Linked DNA regions of Homo sapiens: region 1 is linked to region 2. A link is a contact called in ENCODE Hi-C or POLR2A ChIA-PET data. All regions are on one chromosome and are shown on one strand. The core of a region is the stretch at or near the end of the contact, and the rest is flanking DNA. Distances in the headings are between cores, read along the strand shown. Region 1 has its middle 24 kb from the start of TAB2-AS1. Region 2 overlaps UST (uronyl 2-sulfotransferase).

The links. A loop is a pair of places that touch in the nucleus more often than their neighbours do. ChIA-PET counts read pairs that join two places held with the same protein, here RNA polymerase II (POLR2A). Pooled maps may share reads with other maps.
Region 1: a map with no recorded cell type shows a loop between it and region 2 (5-fold over the local background). The contact joins two enhancer-like sites. A Hi-C loop is called at or near these places in 1 of 37 single-sample maps with no recorded cell type and 7 of 50 pooled maps. POLR2A ChIA-PET finds 5 or more read pairs at or near these places in 2 of 52 experiments (OCI-LY7 and WTC11).

What each region holds. Positions count from the first base shown.
Region 1 is chr6:149,230,256-149,237,100 of GRCh38, forward strand. It overlaps a transcript of TAB2 not described here. Among named protein-coding and RNA genes, the nearest start is that of TAB2-AS1, 24 kb to the right of the region's middle. Within about 2 kb of position 5,201, at least 10 of the 41 ENCODE cell types and tissues checked have a DNase peak (open chromatin) inside an H3K27ac peak, as active enhancers do.
Region 2 is chr6:149,052,817-149,059,106 of GRCh38, forward strand. The region is part of intron 7 of UST (uronyl 2-sulfotransferase); the gene reads left to right. Among named protein-coding and RNA genes, the nearest start is that of UST-AS2, 23 kb to the left of the region's middle. RefSeq lists an enhancer at 1,599-1,718. Within about 2 kb of position 2,111, at least 4 of the 41 ENCODE cell types and tissues checked have a DNase peak (open chromatin) inside an H3K27ac peak, as active enhancers do.

The sequences.
Region 1 (6,845 bases), core at 3,951-6,450, 180 kb after region 2:
TATTCAACATGTTGAGCCCCATCTATATGCTAGTCAGGACACAGACAGTGATAGTCCCTTCATCAGAAGTGATGAACTTCCCTCTGCACTCATCTTAGAAGTATTGGCCTGTGGACACCCCTAAGCTCCACAAGTCTGAGAATCACAGCTTTTATGCCCAGTAAGTCCACGCTTGTTAGTTTTCTACTCCTGCATTCATCAGTGGGGCTTGAGTTCTTCAACCTTAAAAGGCCAATAAACTGATTTGGTCCAACTTAGATCAATAATAGATATCTCCTAGGTCAAGTACATGAGGCAAGGAATATAGAGTGTAAAAATAAATGTATCAAGTTTTCTAGACAGCCACCAGAGCAAGCTCAGTGGTCCATGTGATGCTTGACTCCAGGTCCTTGATAATAAGCTCATTGACAGTTCTAGGCAGTCATAATCCACACAGGACAGGGAAATCTGTAAATTGGATGGCTTCAGTGGAAGCCTCCTTGCCCTACAAGGCCGTAAGGATGAGCTGTCATGAACTAGAAGGTCTATTTTCATTCTAGCTATTGGACCCCGCTTTTGACACACTGACATTCACAGCAAAGGTTAGGAAATTACAGTAAGTATTTTTCTATGGTCAGGCTGCTATTCTGGCATTTTAGGGGAACTGAAAACAGGCCCCTTGGCTTCCTGCATGTTTTGTGCATTCACAGTCCTGGGTTTTGCTGCATGAGAGAGATGTGCTATGGGGTAGGAATTGGACAAGCTCACTTACTGAGCTGGTCAGCCCACTTCCCAATGGGCGCTCTCAGAAGGAACCCTGTGAGATAGAAAGCAGGTCTCTCTGCCTTCAGGATACCTACATTCTAATCAGAGGCTGCCACACTAAACTTGCAGCCTCACCTCATTACAATTCAGTTCTTGTGCTTCTGAACTTTTACACCAGTATTTGGGGAACATTAGGAAGGGGAGACGAAATGTGGACAATGATTCCATTTTATTACATATGAAAAGGGCAGTGGAGCTGATGATTAATAACTACCGCATGCCTTGTGAGCTTGAACAGTCACCACTTTAATGTCAGAGACTTTATTTTCTGTTCCATAGAAAATGGTGGAAAAAGTAGCAAGAAAACAGCATGCATCTGTGGTTATATACTTATGCAATCAGATACTTAATTGCATTCTGTAAATTGCATGTATGTATGTAGGAAGCAATCATTTGTTTAACAACTCTTTGTGGTGTTTTCTTCTAATTTTCCTACAAATTAAATTTTAAACTTGATTTGGGGGTGATACCTAAAGTAAGTTGAACACGCTTTAAATGTCTTTTCTATATAATATTGACTGTCTTGGGAAAAGCACTTAATCACTGCATATGTACATATGTAGATGAGTCTAATTTCTCTTGAAAGAAGAAATTTAAATAAGCTAAGCTAGAGCTCCTATATTAAAACACCTAAAATTAAGCAAAGTATTTTCGAAATGAGTGTGAAAATCTCCTTTGGAAAGTTGACAGTGGGGAAGACATTTAGACCGTATCTCTGGTCCTCAAGTAAGAGGAAGCTCAAACATCAGGGGAGCAGAGGAGGTGTTTACATTTCTTCTTCCAGTTGAAGTTTCACAACTTTGGAAGCAAAAAAGAGAGGAGTGAACAGCTGGCTTTTACAGAGTATCGGAGAGCAGGGTTTCTGGACCAGGGCTCCCTACCCAGAGCAACGGGTTACTGGCAAAGGACAGCGAGAGGATCTACAAACGCTTGGGAAAACATGCTTAACAGGAAGCTCACTGACCTGATTGTGAGGATCAGAAACAGAAATTTGAGGGTGGAGGGGGAAAACTCTGTGAACTTACAGGACAGGGAACAAGACGTGCGCTAGAAAGAGAAGAATGATTGGGGAGGTGTTCCTTAGTGTTCAGCAGAAATAAGGAAGAGGGAAGAGCACGAGGCCAGGCCTCGGGGACCACCAGCCAACCCACAGACACAGAAACAAAGGGAGTTTGATTTTTTTTTTTAGACGGACTCTCGCTCTGTCGCCCAAGCTGGAGTGCAGTGGCACCATCTCAGCTCACTGCAACCTCCGCCTCCCCAGTTCAAGTGATTCTCCTACCTCAGCCCCCCAAGTAGCTGGGATTACAGGCACACAACACCACGCCCAGCTAATTTTTGTATTTTTAGTAGAGACGGGGTTTCACCATTTTGCCAGGCTGGTCTAGGATTCCTGACCTCAAGTGTTCCGCCTGCCTCGGCCTCTCCAAGTGTTGAGATTACAAGCGTGAGCCACCACCCTCAGCCCAGGAGCTTGATATATTAACACAAGACAGAACTATGATCTCACAGTGTCACTGAGGCAGGAACAAGGCCGATGACAGGAATACCACTAAGGGAGGCTATGCCTTGTTCAAACCATAGAAGTGGGGGGAGGGTATCACTGAACTGGATAATAACACTAGGTGTAGTTAGCTGTCCCTATATAGCAAGCATTGTGTTTATTGCCTTCTATTAGTTATTTCCTTTAATCCAACAAAGTAGAGTTCCATTTTTCAGATGAGGAAACTGAGGCTTGGAGAAGTAGGCTCCAAGCAGGCTTTCATCCTCTACACTAAACTGCCTCCAGAGAAAGTGCCCCAGAGCAGAACAAGCCTTGGAATGCTGTCGTACCCCTGGCCCATCCTGAGGGATGCTGCTGTACTTCCCTCACAGCGACCTGTGTGGAAGTCGAAGCCCAAAAGGCAGGCACAGCTGACATCCTGGCCAGGAGTACCCACTCCCATGCCAGGGCATAGTACATAATAGCCCTGTTTCACCTGCCTAGTGTCCACCCCTCACACCAGGAGTGATATATCCTGCATGCAGACCCACCAGCCGGAAGATGGAGGTAGCCAGGCACTCATGGGTGGGGACAAATGATGACAGGAAATAACCAAGGAAGTCATGAATGCCATGGTAACTACCTGGCGGGGGGTGAGAAACAAGGGCTTTCCAGCACAAGTCACAACTTGGGCACTTAGCACAGTGACCAAGAATCTGTCATCCAGGGTCCGAGACAAACCTCCCTCCGCTCAGTGTGCCTCCTTGGCTTCTCCACTGAGACGCCTCTACTGTAGGCCAAGAAAGTTGATCCTGAAAGCTCACCGCAGAAAGCAGCAAACTAAACCTCCTTCCTGCCTGGGCCCAGAGCCACCCAGGGCCCAGCAACCAGTTCTTATCTCTTCATCTGATTTGTCACACGTAAGTGTCATGGTTGAGCCATTGGTTTGTCTCCTCCATTATATTATGAGCCTCTTAAAGGCCAGAAGTGGTTTTTTATCCCTGAATCACCAACATGTAACTGCCCCCTAACAAAGCACTAAGTAATTGTTTACCAAATGACTCATGGATCTGACATTCTTCAAATGAAAACCCCCTAGGAAGGTTTTCTCCAATAGATTAGTCCTGCTTTCCTTTACACTTCACAATATACTTGTTTATTAGATTGTAAATTTCTCAAGGCCAGAAACTCACCTTAATCTATTCAATTGGTGCAAAAGTGATTGTTGTTTTTGCAACTACTTTTAATGGCAAGAACTGCAATTACTTCTGCACCAACCTAATATATCCAATGCTTGATCCATAACGGGCTCTCCATAAACAATAATATAATTTTTTTACCACCATGAAGCCCTCCAACCCTCCCCAAATGCTGTTAGGTTGGACCTCTCAATCCTATCCTTGTGTAATTCGCTTATGAAATGTAAATGTGGCATTTTTACATTTATTCCTATGAAGTTCCAACAGTACTTCACTTCAGTTTATGATTTTTTTAACCTTTTAATAATAATAATCAGTCACATTTTTGTCATTTGTATTTTCAACCAAGTCTTTAAGAACTATATTGAACAAGACACCTATGACTCACAAACCGCTCCTAGTATGAAGTTTTCACATGGGAGGTTTTCAATAACATTTTTAAGATAAAAGAGAAACCTACTAAAAGCAGACTATCTGATAAAATCTTGGCTTCCCCTGCTGACATGTGCAGACTTGAAGACAGAAGAAGTAATAAAGGGAACTCTTGCTACTCGGATGTTTTAAATCAGAATGTTGAAACCATAACCCCCTAGAGGTCACCCCTTTCTTGAGAGGTGCCAGGAGGAAAGTAAGAGGCTGAAGAGGGGTTGGCTGAAGGGCACTGGGGCCAGCAGGAAGTCAACCACTGCCCACCCACACCCCAGCTTCACCCCGAGCTACTCACTGCCATCTTGTATGTATTAGGGTTTTGCGTAAGGTTTTGTTTGGGAGAAACTGGTGCCCACAAAAAAGAAAATGGAAAATCAACCTCCCCATTTCACAGTTGCCCACCTCCTGCCGCATGTACCTTGCAAATGACGCTGTCAGCCAGACATCCCAGGGAGCTGCTTATTCATTTTCTTGTGGACAAGATGGGAAAATAGAGTGCAGTTAGGTTGGGTTCTTAGCAGACAATACACTGTGCTGAGATGATTAATGAATTGATTTCAACCTGGAGGGAGTTCCCTGGGTTGTGTCATAGAACTGTGTGAGATTTTTTCAGTGATTTGAAGGAAACATCAAAGGCATGTGTGCCAGATAAGTAGAAGATAAAAAGATGAGACGACTAAGATTAGAGAGTGTGAAAAAAAAAAAAAAAAACACACTCTTTTTAAAAAATGGCATTGGCCTAAGAATAGACCAAAAACAAAGGCATACCATGTAACAAGAATAAACACTAAGTGCCACTTTTAGATTTTCAAAAACAATTGCAAAAATACAAGATGAGGACATCTGACTTCAGCACTTTTTATTAGAAAGCCAGGAGGTTTATAATTAATAATAACTCCAGCTTTTTAAGTGTGCGCTCTGTGCCACTCAATCTGAGTTCAGAGTGGAGCATAAAAATAAAAGCTAAGGCAAGTTCTGTTTGCATTCATATAAATACAACATTCAAGGCAAGGAAACATCTGACCATAATCTGAACTGGCTGAAACACCAAGTGGGTTTACGGTTTCAATCCCGGATGACACACTGTAAGAGGGACCTTGAGAAACTGGGCCCTGTGCCAAGGAAAACAGAATTTTGAAGGCTCCATAAGCCACAATAGTGAAGAAGTGTTAAAGGAAATGGGGATATTCTGTTGAGGAAGAGCAATCTTGGGAGGAACGTGATAGATGTCTTTAAAAATTTGAAACATCCTATTAAAAGGGGATCCTATGTGTTTGGTGTAACAGCAGAAAGAGGAACTAGGATCAGGAGGGTGAAGTTTGAGGTAGCAGCCTTGTTTGGTCTTGAGCACCAAAAAATCATCTGACTAGCTTGAGCAAAAAGATACATTGGTTGGAAGAACATGAAGGAGTTCACCATTTCCTAGCTAGGCCGAGGAACCAGACTGGGGGTCCACAAGAAACAGAGGGCTCCAGAAAGCCTTGATATCAGGAACTTCTTGACCATCTTGCTTAGCACTGCCTCTACAATTAAAAGAATTCCAGCCATTGCCTTGGTGCTTGTGTCACCCTGCTCAAGATTCATGTCCTAGGAGCGTGAATTTCATTAGACATGCATAGGTCACACATCAGTCCCTTGACTGTCCCAGGGAAATGAGAAGAAGAGTCTGGCAGAAGGACCTTCAAGAGGTCCCTTTGACTTCCACAGGGGGAGGACACCTAGATTTATTTGTCAAACCCAGGCTGGCTCTAGTGGAAAGCAGTTTATTCCCCAAAAGAAAACTATGGTCCTCTTGGGAAGGGAGAATGGATTTAAGGCACCCAAAAAGTGAAAAATGACCATGACACAGAGCTCAAAATGCAGAAATACTTTCTAAAGATTAAAGTGGTCCAGGACATTGGAGACTACAAAGGGTGGGAGGGTGAGAGGGAGGTGAGGGTTGAAAAATTACCTATTGGGGACAGTGCTCACTATTTGGGAGATGGGCGCACTAAAATACCAGGCTTCACCACTACACAATATACGCATGCAAGAAATCTGCACTTGTGCCCCCTAAATATATAAAAATAAAATAAAATGGTCCAGGAATATAATGACCAATGAGGTCACCCTCATTTGAGGTATTCAAGCGTAAGTCACAGGATCAAACAATAGGAGGTATTGTTGGCTGAAGCTTCTATATCTCTAAATAAGTAGTTTTCAACTTGGGAACATGTCAGAATCATGGGAGGAGCTTTTTCAAATTATTTCTGCCTCGATTTCTTTCCTGTTCACAAAGATTCTAATGCCCTTTTACCATTCCTTATTCCCCATTGCCAAATGAGAACCCAATACAACACCACATCTGAGGTTTCTACTCACTCAGTGCTTTCTGTTGGTGAAATGGCCCAGAAAAAGAGATAGGAGGCTAATCAAGTGGGGAAGTTCTTTTTTATATAAAAATTTTTTGAGTAATAGGAATGTCTACCTTGTAGAGTTAGGCAGCATAAGACATATCTGTTAAAAAATGGAAAGGAACTTGGCTGAAGAAAATTAATAGTTGGAGTTATCTGGCAATGCTGCATATGTTGGCTTCCCTAGGCTACTGTTATTTTGTTTGGAAGGGGTCCAATTTTCCCCTTGCATAAAAGGAGACAAGAGCTGTTTGAAGCCATTAACAGCATCAATAGGAGGGACATTTGAATTAATAACCAGGAGACCAGTCAGCCAGAAGCAATTTTCAGCATAATCTTTTCCTTTGACTTTTGTTGTAAGACTGATATTTTGCTGCATTATATTTGGTCCAACATGCCACAGCAGAGCCAAATCATTTATCTTCCCAACTCTCTTTATTTTTTAAATTGGCCTAAGTAAAATTGTTTAATTTATTTGCATGGCGATCCCCTCCGTGGATCGTGTTAGGCACTGTGAAGTGTTATATCTGAGCATAA
Region 2 (6,290 bases), core at 861-3,360:
AGTTGGAATTACTAAAATCGCTTTAATAAAGTGCTTGCAAAGACTCAATCTGGTTAACAGTAAAGCCATTTGTTTCAGTCATGTCAGCAACTTTGGTTTTCATAAGGGTTTTAATGAATCGGAGAGTGGAATTTAAGAAAGCAAACAATCCAAGGAATACTCCTTATTTTTCTAAAATAGCAAAGCAAAAATGGGAACCCTTTCCAGTTTAGTTACAGCAAGTATCTATTGGAGTTTTAGAAATTCTTAGAGTACATCATTTATCATATAGAACAAAACTTGATTAATGAACACTTTTTAAAAGTCTTTTTAGGGTCCTATTATTATTTTAGTTGTTTAGATATAAAAATATTTTATGACATATTCACTGTTAAATTTATAGTGAATTGACATTCAGTGACATTTGTTTTTAAAGTTGTTTATTGAAATATGTAGTCTACCAGAAATAAGTACGGTTACCAACTACTGAAATCAATTTAATAGTAATTTGGTCTTGTTAGTCTGTTAAAAAGAATTATTGGCCTTCAGATATTTCCACAAAGCCCTTTGTTACTCATGAATCCCATCAAGATGCTATGAATAAAGACTGTGAATATCAATAAGTTTGAAAACATTCCATGCTCATGTTCAGGGTCATATTTTTCCCTGTCTTCTATGTTCCTCTTTGTGGCTATAAACCCAAACTTATGTGTTGTGTGTTTTTTCTATGACAATTATGGATATGACTTATTTACTATATGCTCTATGAGGTATAACCTAATGTCAACTGACTTCAACTATGTTTGCCATACTTCCAAAAAAATAGCCACTCATGTATCTGTCTGATCAGGAGGTGAACCGATGGTGCTGTATGAAATTGAGAACTAATTATCTCATAAACATTCTAAGTGGATATAAGGAATTATGTGCTCAGTTGCAACCACTAATTTATCGAAGCACCGGGTCTAAATACCTCAGGGAATGCACAGAAGCCTGATGGTTGAAAAGCCTTCAAAGCATTCTCTCAGCTAAAAAGTACAAGAATTGGGGCTCATATCTAGTGCCTTTTTGGACAGTTGGTCACAGAAGCTTAGAAACATTGGCACAAGTATTGTCAGGTGGAGCCTGGCCGTGACCTCTGTGAAATGGCTGTCATGAGCTTGGCAGGGTGGGAATAATGGCTCTCCTGCCACCATCTGTCACCCCTGTCCAAGACACCAGCACAATTTGAGAGCAGCTGTGGTTCCCTACCCTATTCTCACCCCATCCCCCCATGCCCAGCAGCTCCCTCCCTGGGACTTTGGACCTCGTGGGAAAAAAATGGAGAAGGAGGGAAAGAAAAGTACTTGAGGGTTTTGTAAATGTTCAGAAAGGGAGGGGGGTGCGGTAGAATTAAATCTACCCAAAGAAGAGCCAAAGAGCTTTCACTTGCTTTCCCTTCTAGCCAACCAGTAACCAGTAGGCCTTCATTTTATTGTCACATGTAAAACTCAAGAAGTGATGAGTAAGTAGCATTCAATTAGAATTTAATCTTTTTTGGTAGAAATGGTGTAAAAGTTTTCAATGAGGATATGCTGATTCCTGGTTGCATGTTCCACAGCCTTTGATGTTCAACCACATCATCTTGCACTTATAGCTAAAAGGTGTCAGACACCTAACATTGTCTTAGCAATCTTCTGTGGTTCCAGATACTGTGTGCATCTTACAGGCTGGAGTTGGGGGACACCGATGCTTAATGGGAAAACTAATGACTTTATACAGATCTTATAAAACTCTGCTATTGTCGGGGGGCAGGCATTTAGTAGATTAAGTTTGTAATCTAAGAGAGGAAACTGGGCAGGAAAGACAAGAGTGAGGTGAAGCACCACCGTGGACCAGAAAAAGGCTTGAAATTAGAAGCCTTTGGCAAAAGTGTGAAACTTTGCCACTTTACATTGTTCAGTGGGTCAGAAATTGTCAAAGATTTTCTTTTTTCTCCAAAGAGAAATGACGAGGAAGGAGAGACATTTTTTATTTGTTCTGGGTGTTTGTTTATTGTTTGTTTTGGACAAGGTCTCACTCTGTTGCCCAGACTGGAGTACAGTGGTGCAGTCACAGCTCACTGCAGCCTAGACCTCCCCGGCTCAAGCAATCTGAAAGAGAGACATTTCAAAATTGAACCTAAGACTCATGGTTTATCGCATGAGAACCCACAGCTCTCACAGAAACTCAAGAAATGTCTTAGTGAGGGGACTCAATCCTTTACACTTCGAGCTGAAAGGACGGCAGTCAGCCCAGCCAGGAGGTTACCTCAGCATAGACCAAGTAAATAAATCATTTGGTAGAAGCCATTTGAGAGTAAAGGTTACTAGAAAGTCATAAATCAACCAGCAAGTCGATGTATGGTTTTGCTAGAATGTAGGAGCAATTAGAAATTTTTAGAAATATTTCTTTAACTGTGCGTGACTTGAGGAAGAGGACTATGACCTAACTAACCAGTTACTATTATTATATCAAAATGAGATTTTAAAAAATACAGTATGGATTTAATGCCGGTTCACTTATTCAGTTTTATGCAGTTAAGTTGTTGTTTTTAGAACATTATGAAATTTCATTTCATGCCCCAATAAAACTAAACTAAAATGGAATGGGTTACAGCTTTTCCATTTGTTGACTTTTCTCTTTCAAACATCTTTGATTTTCCATTCATTGAACACACTTTTTAAGAATGCTTTGAATGTCATTCAAGTTACCCGTTTCTCCTGTCCCCTCCCCCACCTGTCTCTAATGCAGTTTCCAAAGTGAACCAATCCTAACGGAACCTAATGATACCTTTGAGCACGTTTCTTAGTAACACTAGCACCTCTTTCTTACCTGCTTCTAATTCACATAATGGCCTTTCTAGCATTGGCTGATTGTTTCTTTTTCATTTCCCCTTTATCACTCCCACCCATGTCTTATCAAAGGGGAAGGCTGGTGGTTAATGGTCAGTGCATTGCACCACAATTTCATGCTTGTGCTGCATCAAAAGTCTAACCTGACAATCAGTCCCTTCTCTTCCATCTGACATCAGAAGCTTCTGCAGTTTCTCACAGCCATTGGCCATGAAAGTTCAGCTCAAGAAGTCATCGCAACTACCTTCATTTATAGCCTGTTGTTGACCTAAAACCTAATGCATGTCAGTGCTCTTCTCTGTTTCTTCTCTCATGTCAGAAAAATTAAAATGTTTTAATTTTTTTCCCAGGCTGCATTTGCAAGTTTTAATATGTCTATAACATTTTTATAGTATATCAGTATCCATATCAAACATTTAACTCTGTTACTCTGCTTTTCTTTTCTTTTCTTTTTTTTTTTTTTTTTTTTTTTTTTGAAATGGGGTCTCGCTATGTCGCTGCAGTGCGGTGGCGTTAGCTCACTGCAACCTCTGCCTCCCGGGTTCAAGCGACTCTCAGCCTCCTGAGTGGCTGGGATTACAGGCATGCACCACCATGCCCAGCTAATTTTTGCATTTTTAGTGGACACGAGGTTTTGCCATGTTGGCCAAGCTGGTCTCAAATTCCTGACCTCAAGTGATCCACCACCTTGGCCTCTCAAAGTGCTGGGATTACAGGCCTAAGCCACCGCACCCGGCCTACCCCTGCTTTTCAAAGTCATAGCCATGATACCCAGGGATTTTTCCCTCACATGGTCCTGGTGTCTACTGACATTAGCTTATCAATTTCAAACTTTCCTTAAGCAAAACAAATGGGCCTCCTATACAAATGGGAAGGTTGCAGTTTCATCTCATTTTTTCTTAGAGTTTTGCCTGGTTAAAGCAATTTGGATGTTTTTAGATATTCACACTGTCTTATTTAGTGTGCAGTTGCAAATCTGATTTTTAACAGGGAGAGAAGGAAGAGGTAGGGCTGTTAATTTGCATTCCCCTAAGACTGAGTACTACCAGTGGGCTACAGGTTGCCCAGATAAAGTACATTTAATTTTAAAGTAACATTGCAAACTCTCCCAGTAGAATTGACAGCATCCTTGGAACTTCATTTCACACTTTCCTGACTTGGGAATGGTTATTTTGAGTAGCACCTCCTATTAACCTAACTTCTTAATGCCTGGACAGAAGGTTAAATATCTCACTTATCTACATGTTCGGCCTCCATGAACAGCTGCTTCATTCACAGCCCTTCAAGGGTTTATCAAAATTTCCCCATGTTTAACATTCCAGAGAGAACATCCAGGTTGTTGGCTCTTGAGACTCACCATTGGTTCACTCACTGAGGCTGATGATTGTGACTAATATAATCTTAAAACAAAAAATGCAATAGGATACATTCTGTTAAAGAAAATGCATTTTGAATTAACTATAAAAATACAAAGTTCTGTGATAGCCCTATCTGAGTACCCAGTTCATAGAATCCAAAAATGAGAAAAGATTTCGTCTCCGTGATTGTAGTCATCATGTGGTGTAATTTGCTAAGAATTTCAAGTGCACTAAATGTTTTACGAGCAACCATACTCCCATATTAAGGGCACTGCTGTACTCCTTTACATTCTCAGAGTCAGGAGATGCAGGATTTTCAAAAGGCCCTGTGCATTTTGAAACTTTAGCAAGGTAGGTGATAGATTGATTTCATGTAACAATAAAATAAATGTCTTAAAGTTTCAGGATCTCTGACAATAGAAGATAAGTGGTATCTTAGAGTTGGCAGAATTGAAGACCTTATCAGCTATAAGAAGAAAAGTTACTGCTCAATATCTGAAGCTGCCATTGACCTTAGGGAAACAAGCAAAAAGGCACATGATCGCTTATGAACAAGGATGTGCATCTGATATTATTGAGTCATAGAAACAGAAAACCCAATCATCTAACAGTAGCAGATGGTTATATGACCTTTAAGGCATCTATAAAATGGAGCATATAAAAACACATTGCAAAATGTAATTGGTAATAATTAAAGATATAGGAGAAATGGTCATGGTTAGTTAAATTTTAAAGATGATAAAACTAAATAAACAATATAGCACAGATGTGTTTTACAATGAATAGGCATAAATAAGAAAAAGACTAGAAGGAAATGTACTACTACAGTAATAACTGTGGCTTGATTAAAAGTTATTTTATATTCTTGTTTTCCTAAGTTTCCTAAAAACTTTACTATGTATTTGCATATGTGTATATGTACATATAGGTAAGTATATACATATATCTGCACATCATGTATACATGTACATAGTATGTTTATATGGGTACATCACAATCAGAAAAATAAATGTTTATGTTTTAAATTATTTTTCTCCAAGAAATAAGGTTTAAAGCTCAAAGCTTATAAACTTCCCAAGGGCTTTCTGATGATCCTGTGTGGATCTAGATAGTAGCTTGATCTGTACGAAACCCCAGAGAAGAAAAAGTAATAGACCAACATGAAAAAATGAGACAAAGAACTGTCCTGTGGTCATATCACCATCTGTGGAGTGCCCAGAGTGACGGTGTCAGCAACTGGCTTTAACATCATCAGGGCTAGATGTAGGTAATGAAGTGTGATTTCAGGAGAGGGCCTCCTCCCTGCCAAAGGAGGAGCATGTGTGTGTGTGTGTGTGTGTGTGTGTGTGTGTGTGTGTGTGTATGTGCGCGCGCGTGTGTCTGTGTGTAAGAGAGGGAGAGAGAGAAGTACCCTAGGCCTGCAAATGCCACACAGACTATGAGGAGTAGAGAAAAAGAATCCTGTCCATAAAGCAAAAGCAGAGCTTATGAAATTGTCAGATACCAAAAGAATTTAGAACTGCTGCAATAGTATTTCTCTTGATCTTCTTTATCCAGATGAAAAACCAGTTTGATCAGGATATCCTTATCAGTCACTGGGTCTGGCCTTCATAATACGATTTCAAATAAAGTAACAAACGTAATAAAAACACATTTCTCAATACTTATATCAAATTAAAAGTATATTTTAAGAAAGAGATACATTTTGTTGATAAAGACATAGTAATTCTCCCAATAAGTTTTTTTTAGAAGTAGATATTTTTAAACAGAAATATCTGCTTCAATTGTTGTTGTGAAAATAAATCCTTCTTTTATTGCCATCCTCATATATAAGCCGGTATTTTAGTGGTAAAAACTGTGCTGAGGAAAACACACACGTAGCACATACTTTCAAACAAATTTTACCGTAGCACATACTTTCAAACAAATATGTATTTACCGTAGCACATACTTTCAAACAAATATGTCAGCTTTTTAATGGTCTGGGCCATGATGCCGAACTTGGGGAGAAAAGAAACATAGCAACTTGCCCTTCATTCGGTAAATACAGGCAGCAGGGAAAGCCAGGAAGCCAGAGCTG